Linked DNA regions of Mus musculus: all the other regions are linked to region 3. A link is a loop called in an ENCODE intact Hi-C map of the cell type or tissue named here. Cell type or tissue: heart. All regions are shown on one strand. Links, peaks and the distances in the headings refer to the core of each region. The heading gives the core; the rest is flanking DNA.

Region 1 (10,002 bases), core at 444-8,443, 200 kb before region 3:
GCAGTGCTGAGAGCAGTCGTGGATAGCAAGTCTCGTGAGGCTGGGCATACCTAGCACTGTTTCACTCATACCATGCAACAGTCTTTGTTGTGTGCTAAAACTCCTGAAAAATGTGTAGTTTTGTTATATTAGCTCTTTTTTTTTTTTTTTAAAGATTTGTTTATTTATTTTATCTATATGAGTACACTGTAGTTGTCTTCCGATACAACAGAAGAGGGCCTCAGATCCCATTACAGATGGTTGTGAGCCACCATATGGTTGCTGGGAATTGAACTCAGGACCTTTGGAAGAACAGTCAGTGCTCTTAACCACTAAGCCATCTCTCCAGCCCCCTATATTAACTCTTATTTTCTTCTGCAGATGCCTTAATTGCAAACGCCTATCAATTAGGTATAAGGCAAAGCCTTTGCTTTGAGTGATGTGGAGGTAGGCTTGGAATGGTCTCTGATCACTACCGGGAGCTTTTAGTCAAAAGAGCCTTTGAATAGACTTCTATGACAGGGAAAATAGAGGAAAAAGTGAACACAAAATTCATCTCACTCTTCATTCCTCCCTAGAATAGGGAATAAAATACCCATGAAAGGAGTTGCAGAGACAAAGTTTGGCGCTAAGACAAAAAGATGGACCATCCAGAGACTGCCCCACCGGGGGGTCCATCCCATAATCAGCCACCAAAAGCAGACACTATTGCATATGCCAGCAAGATTTTGCCGAAAGGACCCAGATAGAGCTGTCTTTTGTTTGGCTATGCCACTGCCTGGCAAATACAGAAGTGGATGCTCACAGTCATCTATAGGATGGAACACAAGGCCCCCAGTGGAGGACCTAGAGAAATTACCCAAGGAGCTGAAGGGGTCTGCAACCCTATAGGTGGAACAACAATATGAACTAATGAGTACCCCCAGAGCTCGTGTCGCTAGCTGCATTTGTAGCAGAAGATGGCCTAGTTGGCCATCATTGGGAAGAGAGGCTCCTTGGTCTTGCAAACTTTATATGCCCCAGTACAGGGGAACGCCAGGGCCAAGAAGTGGGAGTGAGTGGGGAGGGGAGCAGGGCGCGGGGGGGGGGGGAGGGTATAGGGGGACTTTCGGGATAGCATTTGAAATGTAAATTAAGAAAATATCTAATAAAAAAATTAAAAAATTCATTGCACTACTCTTTCTTTGAGCAGAATTTGCAACACAGTCATATATAAGAGAAATTTGGAAGACTGAATATGTGCACAAAGTGCTTTCAAAATTTTGTATTCTGTTTACATTGCTCAATATGAGTATCTATTGCCTAAATGTCAGAAGTAGCAAGAGCTGATTTTGAATTAATAGTGGCTTCTGGATCTCACTAACTCTTTGCTTTTGGTTTAGTGTTTTTGGGAGAGGGTCTCACTATGTAGCTCTAACTGGCTTAGGATTCACTATGTAGATCAGGTTTCCTGCCTGCCTCTGTTTTTCTAGTGCTGGAGTTAAAATCATATGCTATCACTCCTAGCTCCTCATTAACTCTTAAAAAGCCTGTCCTTGCAAATAGGATACAAGTTGGGCCTCAGAGTCTATGTAAATCACTTTAGGACCAATGTTTGCATCATTATAACATGGGTGGAAAATCTTGCTTCTTATTGGGCTTTCCCCCCTTCTCTTCTAACATTTTACTCTGTGGTGGAACACATCTGTGCCATGTGTACACTTGGGATGGTCAAAAGACATCCTGGCAAGACATCCTGGCAAGTCAGTTCTTTTCTATGTGTTAGTCCCAAGTATTGAACTCAGGTTGTCAGAGTTAGTGCAAGTGCTCTTGATCATTGAGTATCTTACCAGCACCTTTATTAGACTTTTACAGGCTGAGAGAAGATACACTAATTTGCTGGAAGCTTGTTATTTGAGATGCTGATCATATGAAAGGGGCATCTAGGAGATTCTTTCTATTATAGTGAAAGAAGTAGGGTAGGCTTATTGTAGAAATCTGATGCTAGGGAAATGGAAAGATTGGTGTAACTGGGCACTCTGGTTATGGGTGGATGGTAAGAGTCTACAAAAGAAGAGCCAAAGATTTGTGTCATCAAATTCTGTAAAAGCCACTTCTGAGGTGGCTCAGTGATTTAAAGTACTTTCTGCCAAGCTAATGACCATCTAAGTTCCATCTCCAGGACCCACATGGTGGAACAAGAAAGCCAATTTCTGCCAAGTTGTCCTCTGACCTTTATATGTGTGCATGTGCACCCCTCCCCAGATAACAAAAATTTAAAATAGTGTGCCATCAAGGCTCACAGGACTCCCAGAGGCTGGTGTAGCAGGAGCTTGGAATGTACAAGTTCAGTTATTCTTACTGACTGTTTTCAGACTCACTGTTAACCGGCCCTTCTAGACAACGGGCCTGTCAGAAAAGCTTTGTTTGGCCCTCACCAGATACTTGGTGCTAAGCACACAGACATCTGTTGTGAATATTTGATTTATGGGCAGTGACTCTATTTCCTCATTTTGTATATTCTCTGTAAGTTTCTGTGAGTTATGGGGAGCAAATCCTCTATAGGCTTTGCTGTGTCTGGATTTATCTGGCTAGAGATTGGAAGTGTGTCTAAGTACAGGAGTAGCTTTTGTAGGTAGGCTTTGGGATTGGTTGATCTCTGACATATATGGAGATTAACTCAGAGCCACTTAGTTATGAAGCAGATTTTCAGGTCTTAGGATGGTTTCATTGAAGAGTGGCGTTTTAGTGGAGCTGTGGCAGATGTAGGTTCACACTGCAGAGCCGCTCCAGTGTGTACTGCCCATGGCCACCTTGCAGGGCGACAGAGGTGTTGTGCTCCGTCAGCTCTCGGAAGTTATTGCAGTTACTTGGAGCAAGATTGCCCTTGTAAACCTAGATGGTTTTTCTCCCCCTGCCCAAAAGTTTTAAATTTTATTTTTATTTTATGTGTATGAGTGTTTTACACGTGTGTATGTCTGCTGCAGACTAGAGAAGGTGTCAGATCACTTGGTACTTCTGTTACAGTCATCAGCTGCTTTCTGGGTGCAGGGAATCAAACCTGGGTCCTCTGCAAGAGCAGTCATCTTAACCTCTGCGGCATCTCTCCATTCCCAAAGGTGGTCTTTCATGTTGTTGTGCTAGGAAGCGTTCATGAGCCCCAAAAGACCACCAAGGAGCTGTCTCTGATGTAAAAGCATTAGGGTCTCTTTATTACAAGCCCAGGCTTGGGCTCTCCTCCAACCAAATCCTGACACAGCAGGACAGGATGGGAAGGTGGAGCTGCCTCCTTCCCTCTGCAGGACAAGTTTTTATAGGAAAATAGGAGCAAATGAGGGGGTCCAGTCTGGCAAGCATCTACATAGAATGACTGTAAGCTGACAGTTGAGTGCTCTGAAGCGGCTGTATATAATCACAGATGCTCTGAAAGTACGTCTGAAACAATCAGACTGATCTTTGATTAACTGTTGTTAGGAAGTAGCTAGGGAGTAACTCTGGCCAAGGACAAGCCAAGGGGGCCCTTCTTGGTACTCTGGTGTAGCTTGGGCTCTGCTGCAGGTGAAGTTTTCAGGCTATTTTTCTTTTCTTTAAGATGGAAGCTTGTTCTGAGATGGAGTAGGTTTGGCCTCTCATGTCAGCTTCATGATTGGTGCCAACAAGGGAGAGCCTCTGAATTCTACCCTTACCTTCTTCCTTCTACTTTGTTTAAGCAGTTTGGAAAAAACATTACTTTAATCCTGTCTAAAATTCTCTGCCTAAAAAGATACCCAGTAAATTAGAAAATGTATTCTGCCTTTAGAAGTTGAATTAACGTGCATAAAACCATTTGAGCAAACTTGCTGGAAGGGGAAAGGTGCACGGGTGAAGTCACCGAGTGGCCATTTAAATGTGGAGCTGCTGCTCTTTCATTTGGGTCAATAGCTATGTCTGTACTTTAAATCCATATTCTTTTAGGAGTTCTTAAAAATTCCTGGAATGTTTTATTTATAAGGACCAAACAATCTTTGCTATTACTACTAAGCAGTAGCGTACATGGTATAAGTAAAGTTAGATTTAATTTTAATAAAATTTATCAAGTTGATAATGTTTTGAGCAGACTTCTTTGGGAGTTGGGGAAGGAAGTAGTTTGAAATTATCAGTCGATAATTCTCTTCAGATGAATTTACAAGTTGAGTTAATGATGAAGCCTTGAATCTAGCCGATGAGTTGTTTATTTAAAGCCACATGACAAAGAATGTGCATTTTATTGGCTTTATTAGGTGAGTTTCGATCAAGCCCAGCTTAGCCTACATTTTTTGTAGCAGATGGATCTTTAATTCCTCTTGGAAACGGTCGGGAGAGATTTAATTAAGTCACTTAGAGAAATTCTTAAATTATAAGAAAAATGGGGGTCAGAAATGTTTGCCACCAAACAGTGCTGCTCTCCTGTGGTCTTTGAAAGCAAGTGTTTGGTTGTCTGTGGACCTTGGTTGTGTCATCTGCATTTGTTAGGCATCAAGGTGGTTTAGCATTAGTATTCCTTGTTGAAGCTGAGGCTGCACTAGGATGTGTAAACTGCTGATCACAATCGGGAATGCGCTGCCTCTTTAATGTCTTGCTTGCAGATGCATTTTCTAGCTGACCACGCTATTAAGAGCTACCATCAATCACGCAGCCTTGCAGTTCCGGCTGTTGGGAACACTGGGAGGATTGGGGGAACTTGAGGGTGGCGGGGCAAGGAAGGAGCTACAATTGCGGCGGGCATTGTGTGTGCTAGCCCCATGGTGGCGGCCTGGGCGCGTGCAGAGCCGGCCTCGTTCCAGCCCGGGTTTTGCTGGCCGCCGTCGCGCTCAGGCGGCTCTTTCTCTCTAGTCTGGGTCACAGGCACGTGGCGGTGCTGGCCAGGCCGCCGGGGCTCAAGGAGTTCGAGTGAGCGCTGTGGCCGTGGGCCCAGCGCATCCCCAGCCGAGGGCCGGCGCTTGTAGCAGCCCGGACCCACCCGCGCGGCCGGCGCCCGGCCTCCTTTTGTTTGGAGGTGCAATTCACCGCCCAGCCCTGCCGGCCTCCTGGCTCCGCCCGCCTGGCTCTCGCCCTGGGGTTTGCGGGATCCCGCGCCCCAGGAGGAGGAGGAGGAGGAGGACTGGCCCAGCCGCACGGGCAAGTGGCCGGCGGCCCTGTGCGGCGAGGGGACGCAAGTCTCCGGCTGGAAGTTGGACAGACAAGTGTCGCGTGGGCGTTGAGAGGTGACCTGGTGTCGTGAGTGTTAGGAATGGGGAGTTGGTTTTTGAAGTGTCCCATTACATTCCAGTTGGAATTTGTTTCTTTATGATAGTTCGCAGCACTGGAAATTTCAACCAAAGTAAACCAAATAGTAAACGTCTTCGGGGCAGGGGAAAGGCAGTTTGAAAATGTTTCTTGAGTATGTTTGTTTTTTTCCTTCTGAAAGTAAAGCCTGTTTGAGGATGAGCAGTCTGTAATGTACAAGAAGCTGTTTTAGTTGAAACTTCACTGCCTGCTGGCGAGTAAATATAAGTTCAAAAATAAAATGAATTTAATGGATTTGGTAATAACAAAATGCTGATCACCCGTGATTTGCTTTTTGACCAAAATAACTGCAGTACAGGGCTCTTGATAACAATTACATTTACTTTAAATTTCTCTCTCTCTCTCTCCCTCTCTCTCTCTCTCTCTCTCTCTCTTTCTCTCTCTCTGTGTGTGTGTGTGTGTGTGTGTTCGTTCGTTCCCCACCACCTTGCTTGTTCAGAAGTCCTGTGCTGCTATGAGACCTGCTTAACCACTTAATTTTTACTGGGGGGTGGGGGTGGGGAACCGCCTGTAACACTGTCTTACTCCCAGTCTTTAAGAGTTCCTGGCACACATGTGGCACTGACTGTAGGGGCATTGTTTGGCTGGAGGCCTCTCAGCCATATGGCAATCTCAGAAATGGTATGTGAATAAACATGGGGGTCAATGAGATTACATCTTCCCTTTGAAATTGTGTTCCTGGATGCTTTCAGGATTGAGACATTTAAGGAAAAGCTGTGAACAGAGTTGACAAAGACCTTAAACTCTGCCAATGTGTGGTATTGAGTTTTTGTTCCTTTTTCCCAGGGAACTCCAAATTTAAAGTAGACATGATTTAAGACCTTCCTTACACATGGGAACAATATCCTATCCATTCTGTTGGCAATTATTTCCAGAGGCACAGCTAGCGCTTCCTTTTTAAGCATATGTAGACTCAGGCAGGAAAAGACCGTTGCCTTTCAGAGTATTTACATTGCCTAGGAAAATAACAGGAGGCAGGTGTGCAGATGCCTGACGGTGACTCCACAGTGGTGTGTGGGCTCTTAGGAGTCTGCGTTTGTTTTTTTGCCAGCTCTAATTTAGTAGTGTTGAAACTATTCTGTAAGGCTCTCTGGGGCCGTGGATGATGCTTCTCACTCCAGAGCCCTTGAGTGCTCATTGTGCTCTGGCAGGCACTGCCTTTGGCAGGCTGCTCCTGAAGTGTTATTTGATCTCCGTGCATGATAAAATTGACTAAGATTACATGTTCCTCTCCCCTTGGCTTCTGAACGGGATGCATCAATGAGGCCCATTCAGTAATATATTTAAAGACCTAGCCCACGTTAATTCATCCCGAGATTTCCAGAAAAAGGCTTTTAGATATTTGCCTTGTTTTGAGGTTTTACATTTATGAATTGAGGCAAGAGCTGATGTAATGTGGCTCTACTTCCTTTGTGTAGTGTTTTTAATAGTCCACAGGACCCTGCTCTGGTCTGTATGGATGTGATAATTTCTGTGAGGGGTGGGGGAGAGAGCATTTAGATAACCTTCAGCTGCGCCTGATTTACTTTCTATATTATAGGCCAGAGCAGGGAAGAGTGTGGTGGCGAGCTGTGGCAGCTTGGCAGGAGGGTTCAGTGAACGCCCGTGTGTGATGCAGACCGGCTTTTCATTTTAATCAGTGCGACTGTGTACAGCTGTTAGGTCAGGCAGCACTGGCAGTTCCTGCAGGGTAGTTTTATCATTTTTAGAGCTTTTGTGAATTTGCCTGGTTGTTTCTTAATCCCTCACCCATTGCCACCATGATTGATTTTCAGCAAATGATAGAAACAAAACAAGGTTTTATTTGTTCCTGTAACAGTTTATACTTGTGAGAAATTTATTTTTGGTTTTGAGGAACATTGACTGTTAATAGGCTTTATATTTACCATTATTTCCCAAGGTCAGAAGGTTTTTGCCTGGTATTCTATAGTCCAAGAAGCCAGTGGAAAACAAGATTTTATAACAGGAAGTCAATATATTGTTTAAAAAATAAGGACGAAGGGAGTCTTTGTTCTCTAGTGTTACTTTGTGAAACTCAAAACAAATGTTAGCATCAGTGGCATTAACTAGACTGTTTCCTCTTTGTCTTTTATCTCTCTCACTTCACCAGAGACCCTGAGAAGAGATGATGCCCAGGGCTCTGCCTGGGCGAGTCCTAGAAGAGTTAGAGGTGTTTCTGTTGAGGGCGTGAGTTTACTAATGTAAATTTAAAATGTGTCACTGGTACCAAGTTATTAAAAAGTATTTTCTCAAGATTTAAGATTGAATACACATAAATCTTTGTCTTATAGGCCTGTGATGAAGTCAGGCTCTGAAGGCTGAGGGACAGATTGTAATTAGACTGGCCCCTTTCTCTGCCTGGGTCTTTTTACCGTTGTCATCTTGGTGAAACGATAGTCTGTGCAGCACTGATATCATGGGCTTCTAAGACTGTCGGGAGCATAGCCACAGCAGCAGACTCGATGGCCAGTGTGCTTATAAATCAAGGCTCTGTGGGATCTTCTTACTGTGCTGCTGTGGGCGGTAGAGAAGGTTAGGTTGGATAGACATTCTTTTTACATGATCAGAGCAGTGGATTCTTGAAATAACTTGGGGTGAGGAAATAAGAGTATGTATCTGATTGAGGAAAACTGAAAGATTGATGTTGACAGCTAGAGACTGCTGAGTTAAAATGGAAACAGAAGAGGTGTGCCCTAGGTCCAAGCTGAACAGAATATTTCACAAGTCCTTCTGCTAGATGTTTGTTATTACTGACACAGGTCTTTGGATATAAACATTAATAGTGAGTGAAGCCTTAGGCTTGTCCTTTAAAGGCCAGTGTATCTGTGACAGATAACATTTGTAATGAAAAACATTAAAACAGTAATGCTGACATTTAATTATCAGAAAAACCGACAGACTCTTATTAGCTCAATAGGAAAGCAGTGAGTCTATCTAAAGGGTGTGTGATGTCATGCTCTGCTGAATAATTTACTTACTTCGGGCTCCTCCCCCACCCCAGTCTGTCTGTCTGTCGGTCTGTCTGTCTGTATACTGTATGCATGCCTGCTGCCTACGGAGGCCAGAAGAGGGCATTTGATTTACTGGTACTAGATTTACAGATGGAGGCTACTGTGTGGGTGTTGGGAAATGTACCCAGGTCCTCTGGAAGAGGAGCCAGTGAGTGCTCTTAATTTCTCTAGCTCCAATTAACTTTTTAATTAGTTATTACTGGTTTTGGGACAGAGTATCATGAAGTGCAGGCTGGCTCAGAATTCCTGATCTTCTTGCCTCCACCTCTGAGGGTTGGCATTAGAGGTTCGTGGCATGATGCCTTGCTTAGAATGAGTAAATCAGAACAATTAGAGGTTTATTTGGCCCATGTCCTGGTAACAGCCTTGTTCAGAAGCTGAAGTCCAAAAGCTTAGAAAGGAAATGGGGGTAAGCAGGATTGAGCAGGAGTGAGCAGGTGTGGGTAGGAGTGTGCAGGGCAGGGCAAGGCATGGGGAGGGCAGGAGTTGGGCAGCTTTCAGAAAATTAGTCCTTTTCTCATCAATCCACTCATACATAACTCAGTTAATTTCTTCTAGGCCCTTCCAGCACAACAGCACTGGGGAGTAAGGTTCTAATAGACCAACCATAGTCAAAGCTTAGTACTCCACAGAAGTGCTGAGGATAGACCTGGCTTACTGCATGCACGGTGCAGAAAGTGCTGCCGTGCAGAGTCCCTGTCTTCACCATGCAGTGCAGTGGAAGGAGAAGGAGAAGAAAAGAGAACATAGTAATTGGTGAAATAGGAGATAACCTGGCTGATGATGGTGGCTTACACTTGTAATTTCAATTTAGGAGGTGGAGGAAGGAAGATTCTGAAGTTTGAGGCTAGTCTGTGCTTCATGGTGAGATCCAGGCAGCCTGAGTTAGAGAGTTGAGACACTGTTTCACTTCATGGTGAGATCCAGGCAGCCTGAGTTAGAGAGTTGAGACACTGTTTCACTTCATGGTGAGATCCAGGCTAGCCTGAGTTAGAGAGTTGAGACACTGTTTCACTTCATGGTGAGATCCAGGCTAGCCTGAGCTAGAGAGTTGAGACACTGTTTCAATGACAAGAGAAGGAAAAACCCAATCATCAAACAATAAAAAACCAAGCTAATCCATGAGCATGGCAGTGTTTTGTTTTTGAAACACAGCACAATTAAGCGTTACTTCTTAAGTGATTTGCTTTTCCTTGTGTGATAAAAATGCATTTCTCATGTCAATGGAAGGATTTCTTAGCCACCATTTATACAATTTGACTCATCTCTCAAATACAGAAAGAGGAAGAGGATTTGAGAAGAAAAGAATAAAAACAACCATCAAAACAGACATTAAATAAATATAGTGATTTGCCAGTTTTAAGCTTCTAGTATTGGAAATGAAATGTTTGAATCATAATCTGTCTATACAAGGAGTATGCAGGCATTTAAAAGTCATTATAAGTGGGGCAGGTGAGATGGCTCATAGGGAAAAGTGCTTGTTGCACAAGCATGAAGACCTGAGTTCAAGCCTCAGCACCCACGTAAAAGCTCAGTGTAACTCTATAACTGTGGTACTGGGAAGCCAGAGTCAGGAAGAACCTAGGGTCTTGCCCAATTTCCTCTCTAGCTAAATCACTGAATTACAGATTCATTGATGGAGATCCTGACTTTAAAAAGTAAGGTGGAGAGCGATAGAGAAAAATAACCCAAGTTCCATTGGATACATTCATACACTGAGGGAAGGAAG
Region 2 (10,002 bases), core at 1,246-9,245, 81 kb before region 3:
CAGCTACGGGAGGGAGGGAGGGAGGGATTGTGTACCTTACTTAAGCAGACCCAGAGCCATGGAACCACAGCAGCATAGTGCTGCTCAGAGACTGGTCTTTCCCAAAGATGCAGAACATAGACGTGGAGAAGAAAGAGCCTCCTCACACAAAAGGTGCTGCTAAGACTAGATAGATACCCAATGTGGAGAAGGGTGAGTCTAACCTGTCTCTCATATCATACAAAAGTCATCCAGTGCACATAAAAATTCCTGTGTAAGACCTGGAGCTGAGAAGGACTCCAGTAGCTCAATAAATAATCAAAACTGACAACTAGTGTTCCATGGGATAAGATTCTTTTGCACAGCAAAGGAAGCAGTCTTAACAGTGGGAGCAGAGAACCTCTGCTTAGTCTACGTTTTACAGGGAATTACTATGGAGACAAACATCGTGTGCTTTTTTTTTAATGAAAGCTAGAGGTGCAGAGTGTGGGAGAGAGCGATGAGTAGGGGGAGGGACGGGGTAAGGAATGCCAGAGCATAATGGGAATAAAGGAGACAAGTGCCACCCACCCACTCATTCTATCATATGTAAAATCTAAAGTTTTCCAAATGTATAAAGGACACAAACGTAGCGGGCAGGAAGGACCTAAAGGGAGGGTACACATTGGACTCTAGCTTTGACTAATGTAAATCTGTTTATAGGTCAAAGCAAAAGAGGGAGCATGTGGGAGAAGGAAGGGTCCAGCAGGAGAACAGAGAAAGGTAGAGAGGGCTAACCTAGGTAGAGACCAGTGATAGACCCTGGAGCCAGGGGCAGGTAGATCTTCAAGGCCGGTCTGGTCTATAGAATGAGTTCCAGGACAGACAAGGCTACACAGAAATCCTGCCTTAAAACCATTTCCCCAAAAGAAAGAAATTTCAGCTCAGAGATCTTGGTAAACAAAACCAGTTAAACCTACTATGTAGTCAGCCAAAACACTAGAGTCTTTGGTTGAGCTGCAATAAATATCTTAGCCACGTCTCAGTTCTATGTCTTTTTTATGGTCCTGATTTGTTTCAGCTAGTACTTCATAACCGTTTAACCGACTGCTTCATCTTTCAGTTAAGAGCCCTAGGAAGGATTCTCTCCTTAGAGCCCAGCATGCCTGCCTTCTAGTCTCATGCTAGCACTTTATTTTGTGTCTATCCATAAGGTATTCTCTTCCTGGGCTTTGTTTTGCATCTGTCATGTGAAAGTGGGCATTGTGAACTCTGAAAGTGGTGTTTTGTAACTTCTTGGTAATTATAGGCATTGTTGCATAGCTTCATTGACAAGGTGCTCCATACTTTGATCTCATGGAAGATCTTTGTATAGCTTTGGGGATGAGCTACATCAGCATTTCCTTGGTTACTATCCTGTCTGAAAAGCCTTCAACAACATAGCACAAAGCCCAGATCTTCTTATTTCAGTAACTTTTGCCAGAAAACATAAACATCTTCAGATATTGAAAAAAAATATTTAAAAGCCTGTAAATTCAGAGCTGGGTTCCATATATGAACCTGACTAGGAAGTATATCTTTGGTTCATAGTGTGAGGCATTTAGGTCAGGCTTGTCGTTGGTCTCCAGGGAAGCCTGCTTGTGACCCTAAAGTGTCAAGAAGGAGATAATATAAAAAGCAGACTCATGCCAGTGATGCCCCATGTCAGAAATATATGTAAGAAGTTTTAGGAGGGATGTACCCTAGTGCAAGATTGTGGAAGATGGCTGCGGGTAAACTGTCTGTGAATGTTGAGCTTTGCTCTTAGAAATGACAGGACATTGAAAGAACAATTCACCACCAACCAAGATAAAAGAAACAGCAAGTGCCGCAGCCACCACAGTCCAGTGCCAGTGTGAGCAAGTGTGGGGAGAAGCAGTGTCCGTGCCAGTGTGAGCAAGTGTGGGGAGAAGCAGTGTCCGTGCCAGTGTGAGCAAGTGTGGGAAGAAGCAGTGTCCAGTGCCAGTGTGAGCAAGTGTGGGGAGAAGCAGTGTCCAGTGCCAGTGTGAGCAAGTGTGGAGAGAAGCAGTGTCCAGTGCCAGTGTGAGCAAGTGTGGAGAGAAGCAGTGTCCAGTGCCAGTGTGAGCAAGTGTGGAGAGAAGCAGTGTCCAGTGCCAGTGTGAGCAAGTGTGGAGAGAAGCAGTGTCCAGTGCCAGTGTGAGCAAGTGTGGGGAGAAGCAGTGTCCAGTGCCAGTGTGAGCAAGTGTGGAGAGAAGCAGTGTCCAGTGCCAGTGTGAGCAAGTGTGGGGAGAAGCAGTGCTGAGCTGTCCAGGGCGCAGCTCTCTGGAGAGCCAGCCCCACTTGGAGCTGTTGTTTTGTTTTTCAAAATGCAGATGAGCTGGAAGAAAGAGGAAGTAGGTAGCCTGCTTGCCTTCTCCCTCAGGGGAGCTGTCACAAGCTGCCTGTCTTAGCCAACAACAAAATGTCAGAAAAACACACACAGGGGACGATCTGCCAGTCACCTGTTTACCTCTTGAGGAGGAACAAGCCAGGATCCCTCCTGGGGTCAGAAGAAGACACTTGGGTTGCATGCCATCATTGTCACCCAGGGCAGCTAATGAGACCCAAACAATAATTTTGAAAATAAGATTTTCTTGAGTTGGAGTAACTTTTTATGTAATAGTAACTTTTTCCTGTGTGTAGCTATTAAGTTCTTTCCCGTCGTAACGAGTTAGCCTCTTGTATGTGAAAGAGTTTCTTTGATGCCCGGCTCCATTTCAGCAGCTCTGCGCTGTCTAAGCGCAGCAGCAGGTCTAAGGAAATGCTCTTCCGCCCCGTCGCCCTGTTTTCATGTGTTGGGACAAAGGGAAACTATTTCAGATAAATCTGCTTATGTGTTCTCTCTCTGAACTTAGGAAATTTTACATTTTTGAGAGAGCCTCTGAACTTTGGGTGTCCTACCTCCTTGAATTCGAGGGTTGCCTGGCACATGTGGTCCTCAGGATCAAACCCAGGGCTTCATGCATGTTGGGCAAGCACTCTTATAACTGAGTCTCACCTTCAGCCCTGTGACTGAGGTGTGCTGTATTTCTGCAGAAAATGTGTAGATTCCTCAGCTTAGAACTCATGTTGTCTCACAGGATGAACAGGGCTCTGCACATGGTACCGAGCACCATGTCCTGCTCTAAGAATCTGTAAGAACTCATGTTCTTGGAAAAGATTTTCGTTTTTTGACTCCATTCCATTTCTGAGAAACAGTTGGTCCTGTCCTTTTTTCCAATCTTTTATGTTTTGAGGGAATTTTGTGATGTTTCTTTAAGTTATAACTGAGTGGTGTAAAGATCATTTAGTTTGCAGGCGGGAGTAACCTGCGTACCTGCTATTTCATAATGATAAACAGTGCTTTGTGGGAGGCGAACGCTGGATGGGTAGACAGGCTTGTTCTGCAGGGTTTTACCAGGGCCTCTCTTGGCTGCTCTGTGGGCAGGGTGACTGAGTACTTTGGTCCTCAGTATTGCTGTAGTGAGATGGACTTGTTACATGGCTTTAGAAATCTTTCAAAATGAGTTTTAATAGATTTAGGTTTATAGATAGTGTTGTGCGAGAATGAATCAGGGCACTTGAAATGTTTTGTTTGTTTGTTTGGTTGGTTGGTTGGTTGGTTGGTTAGTTGTTTTTTTGTTTTGTTTTGTTTTTCCAAGTATGCTGAGGTGTTTATAGTGGATGGTCTTTAGGCATTTGGGGGGAGGGGCATATGCATGCACGTTCACTTAACTGAGGGGGGGTTAGTGTCAGCCAACCATTATGGTTCATGCTAGGTTAGTGCTCTGCTGCTGAGGTTATTTCCCCCCCCCCCCCCCATCCTTGATCTGAACCTTGTTGCTGTTTTTATTGTTTCAGTTCATTCTTGGAGACCTGGCTGGGCTCATATTAATTACCTTAGAGGATGCTGTAATTTAATCACTTGGAGATTTGGGGGTTCTTTTTGCATGAAGTATGGCATTCCTTGTGTGCTGTATTAGTGCTGTCTCCATTGTGGCCATACCTATGTGGCTAGCTTGCTTGTTTGGTCTTTTTGTCAAGTGCGTTTTCAAAAAGACATGTGTTTAGTTGCTTCTCCTAAGCACTGCTGCTGTTTCTGCGCTTAATTTCAGGTGCAGTTATTTGTACCTGTTTTCCTCGTTCTTGTTCTTTGTTGAAAACATGGTTATTTAAAAACCTGACTTACTTAAAAAATAGAAAAGACAAAAGAAAACTTGCTGTTGTCTCCTGAGGACGGACGCTTCTGGCTTGGCTTGTGGAGTTCCCTGGTGTTGGCTGTCTGGAATCCCCTTTCTAAGGCCCCACTTCCCTGCACACTAGCTTGGTGTGCTCGGAGAAGCTGCAGAGTCTGTTGGCTGGTCTTTATTTACGGAAACAGCAGGGTTGAGATTGATTGCGTTGTGGAGAGACAGTGTGTGGATGAGGGAGGGTCACAGCACATGCTCAGTCCTGTCAGAGTGAGGGAAGTTTCAGCGTTCTGCGTGAAGGCTTAGGTCATAGCACAAGCTCAGTGAGAGAGAGCTCTGTGAGGTCTCAGCCTGCATGGGCCTCCATTTTGAGTACTTAGAGTAGAAAAGGGCAGAGTTTTAGCAGTAAGTAGAGGTGCAGGGATCCAGCTAGACTCACGAGAGCCCGTGTTAGTCATGGATGATCCATTCAGCCCCTGCAGGTAGGCGATCTTCCCCTGGCCTTTCGAAGACATTGGCTTTGCTGCTCAAGCTCCTTCTGAAGATGTTTATGAATCATCTTGCCATTCATAGTGCATGTGCCTAAAGCCTTTGATTCTGCCAGCTGGCCATGCAGAGGTGGCATTGCGAAGCATAAAATCAGAGCTGTGCATGGGGTCTACCAGGAGATGAATTAAGCAAATGTACAGTGTGAAGCTTTGTGAGTCTCTATCCATGTCTCTACCCCTTTCCTTCACCTCTTCCTCTCTTCCGTGTGATTATAGCCTGGGTTTGCCCAGTGCATTTTGTAGAGCTTGTCTGTCTTAAAGACCTGCAGAGCAGACCTGCAGACTGCCTCATTAGCCATGTGCCTTGTGGTGATCGCTGGGCCACAGGATGGATCTGTTTGGCTGTTTTAGGAAGGGTGGTAGGTGGGCAACTATTGGTTGCTTTGAAGGTGGGTGGAACTTGTTTTGATTGAGAGCCTGTTCGCTAGAGCAAATTATAATTCTTGTGAGGTGACACATGAGGGGGATAGCTGTGGATGACGATTGCAACTGTATCATCTTAGTGTGTTTTCAAAGGGAACTGTCATATCACATCAGCTTCTCTTCTGTTCTTTCTGAAGGAGCAAAGCCTTCTTTTTGGAGTTTGTGGCAATTCTCTTTCCAGCTTGGAGAGGCTATAAACATTGACATCTATGTTAAAATTGAGATTCACATACTTTTCTTTATTCTTGTATGTTAGTTTTTGCTGTGGTGTATGTGTATTTTGTGTGATTTTTTTGCATTGAGTAGGAGGAGAGTGGAAATGGAAAGGGTTTGCTGCCAAAGAAGGCAGAGGTGTGGACAAGGTCACGTTTGGTACCTGTGGCTTGATGTCTGACCATGAAGTAGCCCTCTCTACCCAGGTGAAGCTGTTTTGTTTTGTTTGTTTTTACCTCTTGTTTGCAGAGAGAGCCCAGGTAGGGGCTGTGACTATGGTTTACTAGGGAGCCAATCAGGATTAGCAGATTTTGTGCAGTGGAATTCTTACTCAGACAGGGAATTAGAGAAATTTGGGATTGCCTTGCTGCCTGTCATTTCCTCTCCCCTTTAGGGTTGGGAACAATTTAGACATAAGTCAGGTTTTGTGCAGTTGTAAGGACTATAGAAAACACTACAAGATAGAAGAATGTGATTCATCTTCTAGGGGACAGGAAAGTTCACTGTGTATTGACTCTAAGGAAGAAGACTCATAAGGTCTTAGCTGGAGACAGGGATCTTGTCTGAAGAGGCCTCTGATTGGGCCAGGGTTTAGCAGTGCTGACATTTAAAATATTCCTAAAGCATTAAATTTGTATGCTTAATTGTAGAATTTGAACTAAAGAAACGCTATGTAGAGAAGTAAGGTGGTGCTAGGGTCTTAGTTGATATTTCTGTGTTTGATTCCCATTCCTGTGAGGGTCACTTTCTTTTATGACTGTGCACTTCTGAACATTATGTTTGGAAGTTTGGGGTTAATACCCAGTGTTTCCCACAGTGTATAATAGTGCTTCTGGAAGCAGACCATATGCCTGAACATTTGGGAGAATGCTGACTTGTGGTTGTGGTTGGAAGGACCTTACTTCCTCCTCCTCTTTAGTTTGAACGTTCAGAGTCTCGGTCCACCTGCTTGGCTGACTGGCTGCTCGGCTTGCACGGCGTTGTGGTACAGCCACCTGCTTTGATGGAAGATTTGGAGTTCCTGGCTCTGCTTTGTGGTGACCTCTGGGTTTCCGAGTTGATTTTACATGCATTGAAATCAGCAACACTGCTTTCTCTGTTTATGCATTTGTTCTTTATTCTCCTGTCTTGAGAAAATACATTTTTGGGAAAGTTGCTTCTGAATGTCTGTCTCTTGTCTGGGGTTTTGGGACATGTCTGGAGGTGAAGGGTAGCATCGCAGTTATTCCTGGTTGCTGAGGGCCTCTGTGCAGGTTGATCAGTAGGTAATGCTGGCCGGTTTGGCTCATTCCCCACTGGCTGCACTTGGGACTATCAGGAAGTAGGAGGAAACATAGGAGGATGGACTTCAGAGAGAATGGACAGTTCTCAGATCTTTTTATTTCAGTATAGAATAAAGTTTACTCAGGCCATGGGGAGGGGAGTTAAGATGGTAGTAGAGGCAGAGAAAGAGAGAGTAGAGAAATAGAGGCCGGCCATGAGCACATGGAAGCCATGGGTGGGGGTGTGAGGAAGGAGCAAGGGGACAGAGCAGGAGGAAGAAGGGAAGAGCAAGAGAGGAGCAAGAGCTAGACTCTCGACCATGAATTTGAGTGAAGCCGTGCATTTCAAGTTTGTGTGCCTACGAGTGCAGCCCATCTTGAGCAGCCTGGTACCAAAAACACACTTGTTCTAAGCCTGTGAAAGATGTTGGATGGGGGAAGGTAGGAAACACCAGCTGAAGGAAGACTTTAGAGGCACGAGCTCATGAGTCTTCGGGAAAAGCCCACGTGGTTGATAATCTTTGGAATCCTAAGTTTCTGATCCAGGTGGCACAGGTGCTTACATATATGTTTAAAATAGTGTGCACTATCATACTGACACTCAGGCAAACTGTTATTTAACTCAGCTGGGCTAGAGGTCATTTCTGTTAACATTCTTTGAAATATACATTTATTTGTGGCTATGTGATTATCTTTTCTGTTGAGCAGGGGTCACTTCTTCCTTTAAAAAAAAAAAAACGAATTATTTCCTGGCTGTCCTAGAACTTGCTCTGTAGACCAGGCTGGCCTCAGACACATAGAGGTCCACCTGCCTCTGCCTCCTGAGTGCTGGGATTGAAGACATGCACCACCACTACCCAGCCATTTAGTCTTATAACCTCCATTCCTAGTTTAGGACTTGGCAAATGGATCACCTTGTGGGGATAAGAGGGACTGAGATAGGGTTTCATTATGCAGTACCGGTTGACCTAGAATTCAAAGACCTACTTACCTTTGCCACACAAGTGCCACCATGCTTGACACAAACGAATCTTTGACATAAATATGTTTAAATGGGTGTAGAGGCACAGACCTTTAATCTTAGCATCCAGAGGCAAGGAATGAGGATTTCTGTGAGTTTGCAGCAATTCTGGTCTACAAAGTGAATTCCAAGCCAGTCAGCAATACATAGTTAGGCCCTATTTCCAAAAAAAAAACAAAAACAAAAACAAAAACAAAAAAAAACCTGCAATCACAAACCAAAATGTGTTCAGTAAATGATTGATGTCGGGAGTAAGAGAAGTGACTAGATCTGAAGCCAGATGGTGTTGATATCCCACATACTCAGTGGACTGGACCAGCTGCTCGTGTGCTCTGAGCTCGGCTTCCAATGGGCCTGATCTCTGTAAAGATGATGAGAACAATGCAGAGTGCTTGTGTGCTGTCATGACTCCAAGTCCTCATCTCCAGTTTCTTGACGATGTGTTCAGAAGCAGAACAGCATTAGGAATTGTCTTGGCTGTTTGTAACCAGCTGTCCACACCTGACCAGTCTACCTCCTCCTTGCTCTTTTTAAATGCTTATCTTTGGTCCTCTTGAATAAAACTTTTTTTCCCTCTACTTGTTGGTAGCTAAATGCTCAACCATTAAGTTGTATACTCTGTCTTCATTGTATTTTGAGATAGGATCTCACTAAGTTGCCTAGACTGGCCTTAAACTTGGCAATCCTACTGTTTCACCTCCTTCGTAGCTGGGATTGCAATCATATACTACCTTTCTAGGTCCTGAAATTTTTTTTTTTTTTTTTTTTTTTTTACTTTTTTTCTTCTTTTACTTTATGTTTATTAGTGATTTGCCCATGTGTGTGTCTGTGTACCACTAGCTTGCCTGGTGCCTGAATTCACCAGAAGAGGGCATTTGATCCCCGGAACTGGAATTCCAGATGGTGATGAGCCACCATATGGTTGGGAGGAATTGAACCTAGGTCCACTAGAAGAGCAGTTAGTGCTTTTAACTGCTTAGCCATCTCTCTAGCCCCTTTGTTTTTAAAGAAGACCTCCTTCTATATCTGGTAACATTTGGTGTTTCTATTCTTTTTTTGTTTTGTTTTGTTTTTGTTGTTAGTGGTGGTTTTTTTTGAGACAGGGTTTCTCTGTATAGCCCTGGCTGTCCTGGAACTCACTCTGTAGACCAGGCTGGCCTCTCAGAAATCCACCTGCCTCTGCCTCCCGAGTGCTGGGATTAAAGGCATGCGCCACCACGCCCGGCGGTGTTTCTATTCTTAACCTTGCCCAGTATAGTTACATAGATGAGGAAGGTAATTGATGCCTTTTGCCTCTTTGCCCACCATATTCACAGAACTACAGTAAAGAGTTCTCTTATGCATTGGCCTGGACTTTAAGCGTTTCAGACTCTTCCAGTGGGGCAGAGAGACCTTGGAAGTGTGCTGTGGCCCTTGCTTACTGGCTCTGTCTTCTCTCTCTGGGAGTGCTGTCAGGCTTAGTGTGTAGTTTGATTTCAGTGCATGGAAAGTCCTGTCTTTGCTTAGGAGATCAACTCAATCCTGGAGGACAACTGTTACATTTGGTATGCATATGTACCCATATGCACTTTTGCTAAGCTGTGGTTGTTAAAGCCATTTGTGTTTGTACAGAAGATGAAGACAGTAAAGTCCAGGAAGAGCCTGGAATGGGGTTAGAGATAGATACAGTTGCCAGGTGCCCTGGGCAGACCACTGAATGGCAGGTAAGAAAGGAAGGCAGTGAACAAGGTGTCACAGCACTTGGGAGCAACTCCTTCTCCTCTGTTGTCTACATTGTCTTCCTTCCAGCTAGCCAGCAAATGCTGCTGCTGCTTCCTTTTACAGTAGCCCAACTCTCCCAGCTTCAGGCTCAGCCTCGTGCCACCACACCCAATTCTCACATTGTTTTCAGCCTGTTTCTCTGATATGAGATGGTTTTGAGTGAAAGGTATTTATGGTTCTTCTCAGGGTAGGTAGAGTTTGTTACTCCGCAGCTAATGCCTAGCTCTTAGTTCTGGACACTGGATTATAGTCTGAAGAAGCCCGTGGGAGAATTGCTTCTGTAATTATTGCTGTGACTTCTTAAGAGGGTAGAGTAAGTAGCCTTTACTTCCTCAGACTTGGCTCTCTCCTGCAGAGCTGTACGGCTGTCACAAGCTTCTCAGGAGCTCACTCAGAGGCGCTTACGCTGTGCTTCCAGCTTTGCAGCACACCTGTGCTGACTCCATGCCTGTGGGCGTGGGCTGTTCTCCATACTTTACTGTTTTTGAGTGAAAGCTGGACTTTGTTCCTGTTTGTCAGACCTGTTCTTGGATTGATTTTGCTTGGAAGATTAGCCTTCTGTCCCCAGTGACTTTCTTTATTACCTTGGAATAAAGCCAGTAGTTGCT
Region 3 (10,002 bases), core at 1,481-9,480:
AACTTCATGACTAAATATATTCTCTGGGTGAGGGCAACAGGGGAAGAGTTTGGGGAAGAATACGGTACTGGATATTGGCAATAATTCGTTTATTTCATGTGAATGCGGGGGTTTGGATATAGATATGGTGTGTGTGTATATATATATTCCACCATGTGGTGCCTGATGCCCTTGGAGGTCAGAAGAGGAGGTCAGTTCTCCTTGACCTGCAGTTACACCTGGCTGTGAGCCACCACCATGTGAGTGCTGGGAATCAAACCCAGATCCCCATCCACCCCACCCCCACCCCCCAGCAACAACTGTTCTTAACTGCTGAGTCCTCTCTCCAGCCCCTGGTCATTTTTTTTTTTTTTTTTTCCCAAGACAGGGTTTCTCTGTATAGCCCTGGCTGTCCTGGAGCTCACTTTGTAGACCAGGCTGGCCTCGAACTCAGAAATCCGCCTGCCTCTGCCGCCTGCTGGGATTAAAGGCGTGTGCCACCACGCCCGGTGTCCTGGTCATATTTCTAAAGCCAGAAGTAAAGTTTTCCCCACTAGGAACAAGCCTGTAACTCACTCACTCATAAACCGAGTTACCATGGCTAAGTACAGATTTGTGTTTGGGTCTCACCTGGCTGTGAGGATGCATGCATAGAAAACAATGAGGCCTTGCTTCCAAGGTGCAGAGTACTAAAGAAACAAGTGTCAGTCTCAGCAGCCATGTGTGCAGGTGATGGCTGGCCCTGGAGCATTAAGCAGGGCTACTTAGCCCTGGCAGTATGACCCAGCCAGTTACCACAGTTTAAATATACACCTATTCTTTCTCTGTCACCCTTGGCAGCCTGGCATTCTGACATTACACCTTCAGGACCAGAGAAATAATATACAAGGCCTTGGAAGTGTTGAGTTCATGTTCAGTTGCTGGAAGACATAAGAAACAGACCATGATCTTAGTGGCTTAGCATTCCTCTCTGTAAACAAGTCAGCATGTTAACTATTAAATTACTATCGAAAACATGAAGGTTTTCATGTGGAGACAGGGGTTCACAGAGGGATGGAGTTGCCTGCCTTAGAAGCTAGGCTCACATACTGATGTCATCCAGCTCCTGTGTGCTGAGGGCTTGGCTTTGTTTCGATTATTTCAGAGGCCGCTCTGCGTTTCTGGTAAACCACAAGGTAAAGCCGCCCTGCGAGGCAGATGTCTGGTTGGTTTTGAGGCCTGTGGCTTTCCATAGAGAAGTAACAACACAGGCCACATGAAGCTTTCACTTCCTCTTTTTCTTAGAATAGGGCCAAGAGTGCTTTGCACTTGTTTGTCATGCATGGGCAGCAGTAATAGGTCTGCACTCCCCATCAGATGCTAGTTCATATTTCTGGAAGTGTAGTTAGTTTGAGATGCCTGTGAGACAGCCACGTGAGTGTTCTCAGTGGGATTGCTTCATAGATGCAGCCTTAGAGACACTAGTGAGTATTTTTCAAGAAACTTACAGCCAGAACACAGGAGGTTGGAGGTTGTCCTGGGAATTTTGAGGAGTAGAAAGACCAAAGCAGACCCTGGAAGCACATTGAGAGGATAAGTAAATAATTGGGCTGGGTGTCACAGGGAGTCATTTCAGCTTCCAGAGTTCAGAGTGGACATTTTTGTGGTGGTCCTTGTTTGTTTGGTATGGGTTTGCTTGCTTTGGTTTCTTTGCTCTGTTTTTTTTTTTTAATTAATGTAGGGCAGCCTCAGACTCACAGTGTATAGAAGAATGACCTTGAATTCCTTAGCCTCCTGCCTTCATATTCCAAGTGCTGGAATTTTAAGCAAGCACCATGTTGCTTGGCCATGGGTCCTTCTCCATTTCTTAGTCCACGACGAGCCAGTGCTAGCAGAGTTGACTTCACTTGTTTCAGAAACTTGAGAACATCAACTGTCTAGTACCATAGGAAGGAACGTGGCGTGTGATAGGATTCCTGCCTTTGCAGCTTTTATAGATGAGTACATGAAGTCTCCTACAAATCAATGAGTGGGCTGGTCACAGGACTTTAATTTTGGAGCAAGGATTCCAGTCTGTATTTTAAATGAACCCTGGAAGTAGAACTGATATCATCAGGCATCTGGATGGAAAGGTAGGGTGGGCCTTGACATCAGGACTCAAAGAAGCATGGGCACCGTCCTGCAGGGTTAAGCGTTACTTTTTTTTTTTTTTTTTTTGGTTTGGTTAGTTTTCTTTTTGTTTTTTTCAGAGATGGGGGTCTCTCTGTGTAGCCCTGGCTGCCCTGGAACTCACTCTGTAGACCAGGCTGGCCTCAAACTCAGAAATCCGCCTGCCTCTGCCTCCCGAGTGCTGGGATCAAAAGTGTGCGCCAGCAACGCCCTGCAAGTGTTACTCTCAGAAGAGCTGGGAAAGATAATGGGAGCTGATGGGGAAAGCCATAGGTTTGTGTTGTTTCGTGCTGTTCTCAAATCTGCTTTTAGCTGAGGCTGCCCTTGAGCTTCAGCTCCCACTGCTTCTGCCTTCCTAGGCTAGGGCTGCAGTGTGCTTAAAATCTGGAGGCTTGAAAGCTTCCCTTGGCAAAGGCTTGTCACAGGCTGTGTGGAGAGCTGCGTTCCGGGAAGGAGGGCTGGAGGGGGGACCTGGGCCTTCAATAGGTGGGCTGGAAGGAAGAGTTGAGCTGCTGATCTCAGATGTGAAGAACTGGCACACTGGTGTTAAATGAACTGGAAAGTGTACAGTCACAGGACAGCTACCAACAGACTGAATTTCATAGAGAATGTTGGGAAACTAGGACTTGTGAGGCTGGCTGACTCTGATCTGTTTCATGATAGACCTTCCTTAGGTTGGGGATGATAGAGCACATGCTTAATAATTACTTTTGATTTGAATGGTGTTTCTCATAATCTGTGAACGCATAGATTCTGAATTCATTGGCCTGCTCTATCACATTATCCAGATGTTCCAGAGTCCGCCTTCTTCTCTCTTTTCTGGTGAATACATTGTATGTTGCTGGGCACTAACCCTACATTTGATGCCACAGTCTGGCACTCCACCCTCCAAACTATCTCCTACCAACCATCTCCCCTTCTCAAAGCTCCCTCTAACCCTACAAACACTGCTCCTCCCATTGGTAACCTGCCTTGGTGAGAAGATGTTCTGGCCTCCCTTGGTGCACAGTTGCGATGCCCCTTGCTGCTTTCAGGTAGTACCCTGGAGTGCTCTGTGATGACTGTATGCACTTACTTTACCTGCAAAAAGCTAGTCACAGTTTAAGCATATCCTGTCAAGGTTTTTCAAAGTCCCTCCCAGTGCTAGATGTACAGTAACTCACCAGAGTGAATTCAGGGCCTCCTCTCCTACAGTGCTGTGCCACCAGCCTCGGCTGCTCTCTTCGTACTCCACAACTTGGGCCTCCCCAGGGAACGCTCCACCTTCAACCCCTGGTCGACCATTGGATCTTAACTCCTCAAAGCTCAGTGCAGCCTGATCCTCACTGCCCTCTAAAAGTCATCTACAAGCAGTCAGTTTTTCTTTCTGCATACCTTGTCCTCCTTGGAGTTTCCAGAATGTTCCTATGTCCTTCCTGGGCAACTGGAAGCCCAGCTGGAGCTCACCTGGCAGGCTTATGCTCTTCCTTGTCAAGTCCCCTAAGTCAAGCAGAGCTTGCTTCCTCTTCCGAGCTCCACCCACCACCCTTTGTTCCTCTACTGCTTTCTTTATAGGCCCAAGGTCCATCTGTACCTATTTGCTTCTCTGGGCTGATTGGAACTCCTTGAGGACTTGCTCTAGAGGTGCTGTGTGCAGCTCAGGCTGCCTGTTGATTGTATGACTGATGCAGAAGTCAAGTACCAGAAGTCTGCTCTTCATACCAAGAAGTGTGCGCTGCTTTCTTGTGCCTCACAGAATTCTCCCACTGAACTATATCAATTATATTGAAAATTGACAGTGATGAGTCATATCCAGCACTGGGAGAACTCGGAACTCGCAGAGCCTGCAGGACTAGAGCGGGAGGCTGTAGATGGGTCTTGTAGGCCAGGTCTGGCCCTTCTCTGTGTTTGTCCCGCGGGTCTCTCACACCCAGAGTGGGAGGCCTCTCTTCCCAGTGGGCAGCTGATTTATTGGCTGGGGCGCTTCCGTGGTGATCACTAGTGAAGTGCAGGCTGATACCCGGGCCTGGCGGGAGCAAACGCCTCAGCCGCGGGCTGGAGTGGCCACGGCGGGCGGGAGGGACCGGCGCGGGTTTCGCTGCCTCACTGTGGGCATGCGGCCTGGCCCTGGCGGGTAGCAAGTTTCACCGTTGAGGTGACCTGCTGCTCTCAGGGAAGACCCCGAGAAGGCCGTGTCGAGGGCTTGGTCGCCTGCGGGGCCGGGCGGGGCGGAGCCGAGCGGCCGCGGCGGCGATCCAGGCCGCCTTTTGCAGCCGCCCGCCGCCGGGCTCGCCGCGCTCCAGCCTCCTCCCCCGGCGCCCTCCGCTCCCCGCGCCCCGCGCGGCCCCGCCGCGGTCACACGCCAAGCAGCCCGCGGCCGCCTGGCCCTGCGCTTTGTGGAGCCCGGGGACGGGCGCGGCCTCTTTACCTGTAGCTGCGAGTCTCCCTCGGATCGGAGGTGGGAGCTGCTCCTGGAACCGGGCAAAGTGAAAGTCTGTTTGGGGTCGGGCAGACCGGGAGGGCCGGGGGCTCGACCCCAGAGGCTCCCGGCTCCAGGACTACCGGCTCCTTGTGGGCTTCCGCGGTCAGGGGATGGGAAGAGGGCCAGATCGGCCCGAGACACTTCTGCGAAGGCATCTGCTTCCGCGGGTGAAAAGCAGCTATGTTGGTTTATTGCAACGCGGGCTGTTTGTTGTTTGCTCCTTCCTGCAGCTTGTGGTTCCCGAAGGCCGCCTTGGCTCCGATTGCTTTTCCCCCCTGAAACGTGCGGCGCTGCTTGTGGTTCCCCGCAGGCCGGGGGCTGCCCTGCCCTGCCCTGCCCTGCCAGCAGGTCCCAGCTGTGCCGCTGAAAGCCTCCAGCCTGGCTAATATTCCCGAGCTCAGACTTTTCTGTGGTTGCTTTTCTGCTGATTGCAGATATCTTTGCTTTGCTGACATCCTGTTTTGGTTTTGGTTTTTACATCTCACTTGTTTCTTTTTTATCACAGAAACGCTTCGTTAAGGGGCTCCGACAATACGGCAAGAACTTCTTCAGAATCAGAAAGGAGCTGCTTCCCAGTAAGGAAACCGTGAGTACAATTGGACTTTATATAACTTGGGTTGTTTTTTCCCTTGCTCTGCTCCTGCTGCTTCTTCGAATCTGGGCTTAGGAAATGGTTCCTTTAACCCCACTCTGTGCCTGACCCAGGCTGGCCCCGGATTCTTACTTTTCACTGGTGATTTTAAGATATCAGAGTGACATATTGTGCTTATCCTTCTGAGGAACGCCTTGTAACGGGAAGAACAGAGTTGGGAGGGGGAGGATCGCTAGAGAGTTAACATCTAATTTTAAATCCACTGGCTGAAATGGGAAATGGCATTTTATCGCTAGTTTGGATTTGGTAATTGTCAAAAGTCATCGTCTAAGCCGAAGGATAGAGCTGAGAGGTTTATGGAACTCTGCTGGGATTTCCCCTCCGTTTGTTTAAATTAAGGTTGTTGTGTTCTAGAGAAAATTCATTTAAATCTTTACTCTCTCAGCTTTAAATTTTTTCACTTTGTAGTGAAAAGGGTTTTTATTAGTTGCTTAATGGGGGCTTTAAAAAAATTCCTTTGCTGTTTCAAAAGCTGAGGGTCAAATGCTGACCTGACCATTGCTTTTGATGAACTTGCTGTGGGAGAGTGTGCGGAGACTTCCTTGGTAGGTGACACTGTAAGGGTACAAGCTCAGTTACCTGTGGGTGCTTGCCTCCAGGAAGGTGGGGTGGACCACCCACCTCACCCTGCTGGCAGCCTCCAGTCTGACCCAGTGACCGGAAGTACCTCCCACCTAGGAGGGGAGGAGGGCTAGGATTGATATTTAGTCTGGCTTTTAGGAAGAGAGGGGTGAATGAAGAATATCCATTACCAAAGTGATGGTAGGTTTTCTCAGTTGGTGGTTACTGATTGCCTCTTGGTGTTTAATGCTCTTACTTATTATTAAAAATGAACAGTTTGTTTCTGGACTGTAGAACCCTGATAACTGGGGAGAAAGGTTCTGAGATTCCAAGTATATCCCAGTAAACAGATTTCTCCAGTTAATGATAACTAAGTTAAGATTAAATCATCATTGTGCATCTAAATGTGTGGAGATGGGCCACTGAGAGGACTCAAACTATAGATATTAAGATATATTGTGGAAACAACCTGTTTCTTACTCTTTCCAGAACAGGTTTTGAAGAGACTTTGTAATGGAGAGCAGAGCAGCAGCAGCGATGTAAAAACTCTTAAGTGTTCTGAGAATCTCATATTTTCTAAGTTTGTTACATACTTTAATGCTAGGCAGTGGTGTCGCACACCTTTAATCCCAGCACTTGGGAGGCAGAGGCAGGCGGATTTCTGAGTTTGAGGCCAGCCTGGTCTACAGAGTGAGTTCCAGGACAGCCAGGGCTACACAGAGAAACCCTGTCTCTAAACAAACAAACAAACAAACAAACAAAAAACAAAATAAAAAAAGAGTGTCTTGACTCAAAAGTAGCAGCCTTCTTTGGGCTGAGTAGAAAAGTCAGTGAGATGTGTCAAGTTGATAGCTCATTTTTAGCCTATCAGCTCAGTTGGTCTTTTTGTTTGTTTGTTTGTTTGTTTTGTTTTTTTTTCTTTTTGTTTTTTTTGTTTTTTTTTTTTTTTTTTTTTTTTTTTTTGTTACTGGTGCTGGGATTGAGCCCTTAGCAATTATCTCAACCCTCCTGCTCTAGACTCTTATCTGTCTCTTTTATCTGCTGAAAGTTGTAAATCGTAAAGATCTGACAAAAGAAATCTGGACAATCTTTTTATCTTGATGCTTTGTAGGACCGGAAGGGAGGAAGCAAGGAAGAAAAAAGAAAAGTAGTACAATTGAGGATTAAACCAAAATCTTAGATGGAGGTGGGGGCTGGGGATGCTGGGAATCCATCCAGGGTCTTGTGCTTGCTTAACAACCTTGGAAACGCAAGACAGTTTTATTCAGCAGAGTAGCAGAAAGCAGGCCTGGCTGACCTTTAACCTAGCACAGTGTTCCTTACCTGGTTTCCTAACTAGAAAGTCTGTCCTAATCCCACCTGACCCTGGCTGCCCACGTCAGGGTCTGATTCAGTTAACTTGTGCCCTTTCCTGCTGCGGAGCAGCCCTGTCATTCCAGGGATGCTTCCCCTCACCTGCCATGCCTGTGCCTTCTCTAACACCGTTCCCTCCCAGTTCCCAGCCGTTTCGTGTGGGCACAGTCCCTAGAGTACAGGAAGCAGAGAGGTCTGCAGCCCTGGAGGGCCTCTCCCACTTCTGCTGAGTGTCATTAGGTCCCACTCCCTTCTCCTTGCTTGGGAGGAGTTTGGTAGTTGGGTGAATCTCTTAATTGTTCTAGTCAGCTGGGAGAGGCACTTGTCTTATATTTTCCTTAGCTATCTACCGAGCCTGGCTAATCATTACAGACCACTAAGGGAGGAGGCAAAGGTCACTTCATTCTGTTGCAGAAGATGAGGGACTTTGCAGGTACCAGTGTTCCAGAACTTCCTTGATAAAAACCTTATGGTTATGAAACTTTCTATAGAAAATTCTTACAATCTAGATGCTTTGCCACATTTTCTTCTATTGTATTACGGGCTTCTTTCTTTGCTAGTCCCAGAAGATTTGAAACATCAGAAGGGCATGACTGGGTTCTGGGGGGGTCAGCAGACCTGTGTTGTATCGATGGTCTGGCCGGTATCTATAGCACCTGATCTCTCTGAAGGTTTTTTCTGGCTTAGTTTGATGCTGTGGGAAGTTCAAATCACATTTTGACAGGTTACTGGGAAGTTATTGTTTCTGAAATGGTGCTTCTTTGCATGAGACAGATGTTCTCAGCCTAAAAAAAAGTGGGGTGCTGGGGCCTGGGAGACCCTGGAGAGATGGCTCATAGCTTAAGAGCACTTCCTGTCCTAACAGAAGAACAGGACTCACTTGACAGCGCCTACATCCGGCATCTAAATCTCTTGTTACTGTAGCTCAGGAGATCTAGCACTCTCTTTAGACCTCTCAGCACACACACACACACACACACACACACACACACACACACGGCATACAGGCGTATATATAAAACAAATAAAATTGAGATTTTTTTTTTAACTTTTTTTTTTTTTTTTTTTGGTTTTTCGAGACAGGGTTTCTCTGTGTAGCCCTGGCTGTCCTAGAACTCACTCTGTAGACCAGGCTGGCCTCGAACTCAAGAGATCCACCTGCTTCTGCCTCCCGAGTGCTGGGATTAAAGGCGTGCGCCACCACGCCCGGCTTTTTTTTTTTTTTTTTTTTTTTACTTTTATTGTATGTATATGATGTTTTGCCTGAGGAGGTCAGAAGAGGGTATCTGTGGATCCTCTAGAACAAAGTTACAGTTGCAGATGGTCATGAGCTACAATGTGGGTGCTGGAAATTAATCCTGGGCCCTCTGGAAAAGCAGTCAATGCTCTTAATTGCTGAGCCATCTCTCTAGCCTCAGAATAAATATTTTTAAAGATTATTTTATGTGTATGAGTGTTTTGCATGTATGTATGTCTGTGCACCACATGGATGCCTGCAGAGGTCAGAAGGGGGCATTTGATCCCCTGGAACTAGAATTACAGACAGTTACGAACCACCATGTAGGTGCTGGTAATCAAACTGTGTTCTCTACAAAAACAGCAAGCAGCAAGTATTCTTGTTTGTTTTGTTTTGTTTTGTTTCAAGACAGGGTTTCAGGCTTTCTCTCTGTAGCCCTGGCTGTCCTGGAACTCACTCTGTTGTAGACCAGGCTGGCCTCGAACTCAGAAATCCGCCCAAGCAGCAAGTATTCTTGTTTGTTTTGTTTTGTTTTGTTTCAAGACAGGGTTTCAGGATTTCTCTGTGTAGCCCTGGCTGTCCTGGAACTCACTCTGTTGTAGACCAGGCTGGCCTCGAACTCAGAAATCCGCCTGCCTCTGCCTCCTAAGTGCTGGGGTTAAAGGTGTGCGCCACCACTGCCCAGTGTAGCAAGTGTTCTTAATCTGTAAGCCACTTCTTGAGCCTCAAAATATTTTACACACACACACACACACACACACCTACCACGTCTATAGGAGGGTTTTTTTGTTTTGGGTTTTTTTGTTTTTTTTGTCTGTTTAGTTGGTTGGTTTTGGTTTTATTGGGGGGGGGTTGTTTTGTTTGAGACACATTTCTCATTTCTCTGTGTAACTCTGACTGTCCTGGAACTCACTCTGTAGATCAGACTGGCCTCAAGCTAACCAAGATCCTACTGACTGCTGGGATTAAATATATGTGCCACCACTGCCTAACTAATAAAGATAATTTTTTTAAAAATGCTTTAAAGAAAAAAAAAATGAAAAGGCTAAAGTACTGTTTAACTGTTGCTGCAATGGACTGCTGTTGTCTCTGCCACTCATGCTGTGGGCTTCAGGCAGGTTACTGGACACTTTTGTTTTTTGATTCCTGTGAAACCATGTGATAACTCCAAGTTCTTAGACCATGAGTGAAAATTTAAATGAGGTGATATCTATAAAGAGTATATAAAAATATTTTCCCAATCTATTATATTCTGTTGAAAACAAGTCTTTGTGTGCACATATGTGTGCTTGCTAGGGATCAGACCCTGGTCGTCATCATGCTAGAAAAGTGTTTCCCGCTGAGCTCTGCACCGTTGCCGCCACACCATGCACACAGTGGTTCTGCTCTGGAGCTGTTCTCCCCGTCACCTGTCCTTGCTCTTGAGTTACTCGGGAAAGGTGGAGGAGAGCCTACAGGAGTCCCTGGGTGGGAGCAGGTCTCCTTACCTTTGGAGGCTCCTGTAGGAGTCCCATTCCTCCCATTCACTACAGGCCTTTATGTCTGATAAAAGTGCCTGTGCAACGGACATCAGCTTTCCTAACACTTGGTTTCTGGAGTTTGTTATACAGG

The links. Peaks named below come from ENCODE experiments on the same cell type or tissue, not always from the same donor. Only the 100,000 strongest peaks of a DNase experiment are listed, where the experiment ranks them.
Region 1: a loop joins it to region 3, with 5 times the contacts of the local background. A loop is called at or near these places in 3 of 42 quality-filtered maps.
Region 2: a loop joins it to region 3, with 1.9 times the contacts of the local background. A loop is called at or near these places in 6 of 42 quality-filtered maps.

Annotation. Positions count from the first base shown.
Region 1 is chr4:150,367,084-150,377,085 of GRCm38, forward strand. The region is part of intron 1 of Rere (arginine glutamic acid dipeptide (RE) repeats); the gene reads left to right. Among named protein-coding and RNA genes, the nearest start is that of Rere, 90 kb to the left of the region's middle. In heart, for the core only: a CTCF peak has its summit at 4,730; DNase peaks (open chromatin) are centred at 4,858 and 6,388; H3K4me3 peaks cover 3,622 bases; H3K27ac peaks cover 3,989 bases.
Region 2 is chr4:150,483,928-150,493,929 of GRCm38, forward strand. All of the region lies in intron 7 of Rere (arginine glutamic acid dipeptide (RE) repeats), which reads left to right. Among named protein-coding and RNA genes, the nearest start is that of Gm52709, 22 kb to the left of the region's middle. In heart, for the core only: no CTCF peak of the experiment used is centred there; DNase peaks (open chromatin) are centred at 2,334, 4,374 and 5,004; H3K4me3 peaks cover 949 bases; H3K27ac peaks cover 1,379 bases.
Region 3 is chr4:150,565,123-150,575,124 of GRCm38, forward strand. Rere (arginine glutamic acid dipeptide (RE) repeats) reads left to right here. Exons shown (of 23, transcript NM_001085492.1): 12 at 5,094-5,174. Among named protein-coding and RNA genes, the nearest start is that of Slc45a1, 82 kb to the right of the region's middle. In heart, for the core only: a CTCF peak has its summit at 4,966; DNase peaks (open chromatin) are centred at 4,099, 4,509, 4,869, 5,239 and 3 weaker places; H3K4me3 peaks cover 2,827 bases; H3K27ac peaks cover 2,710 bases.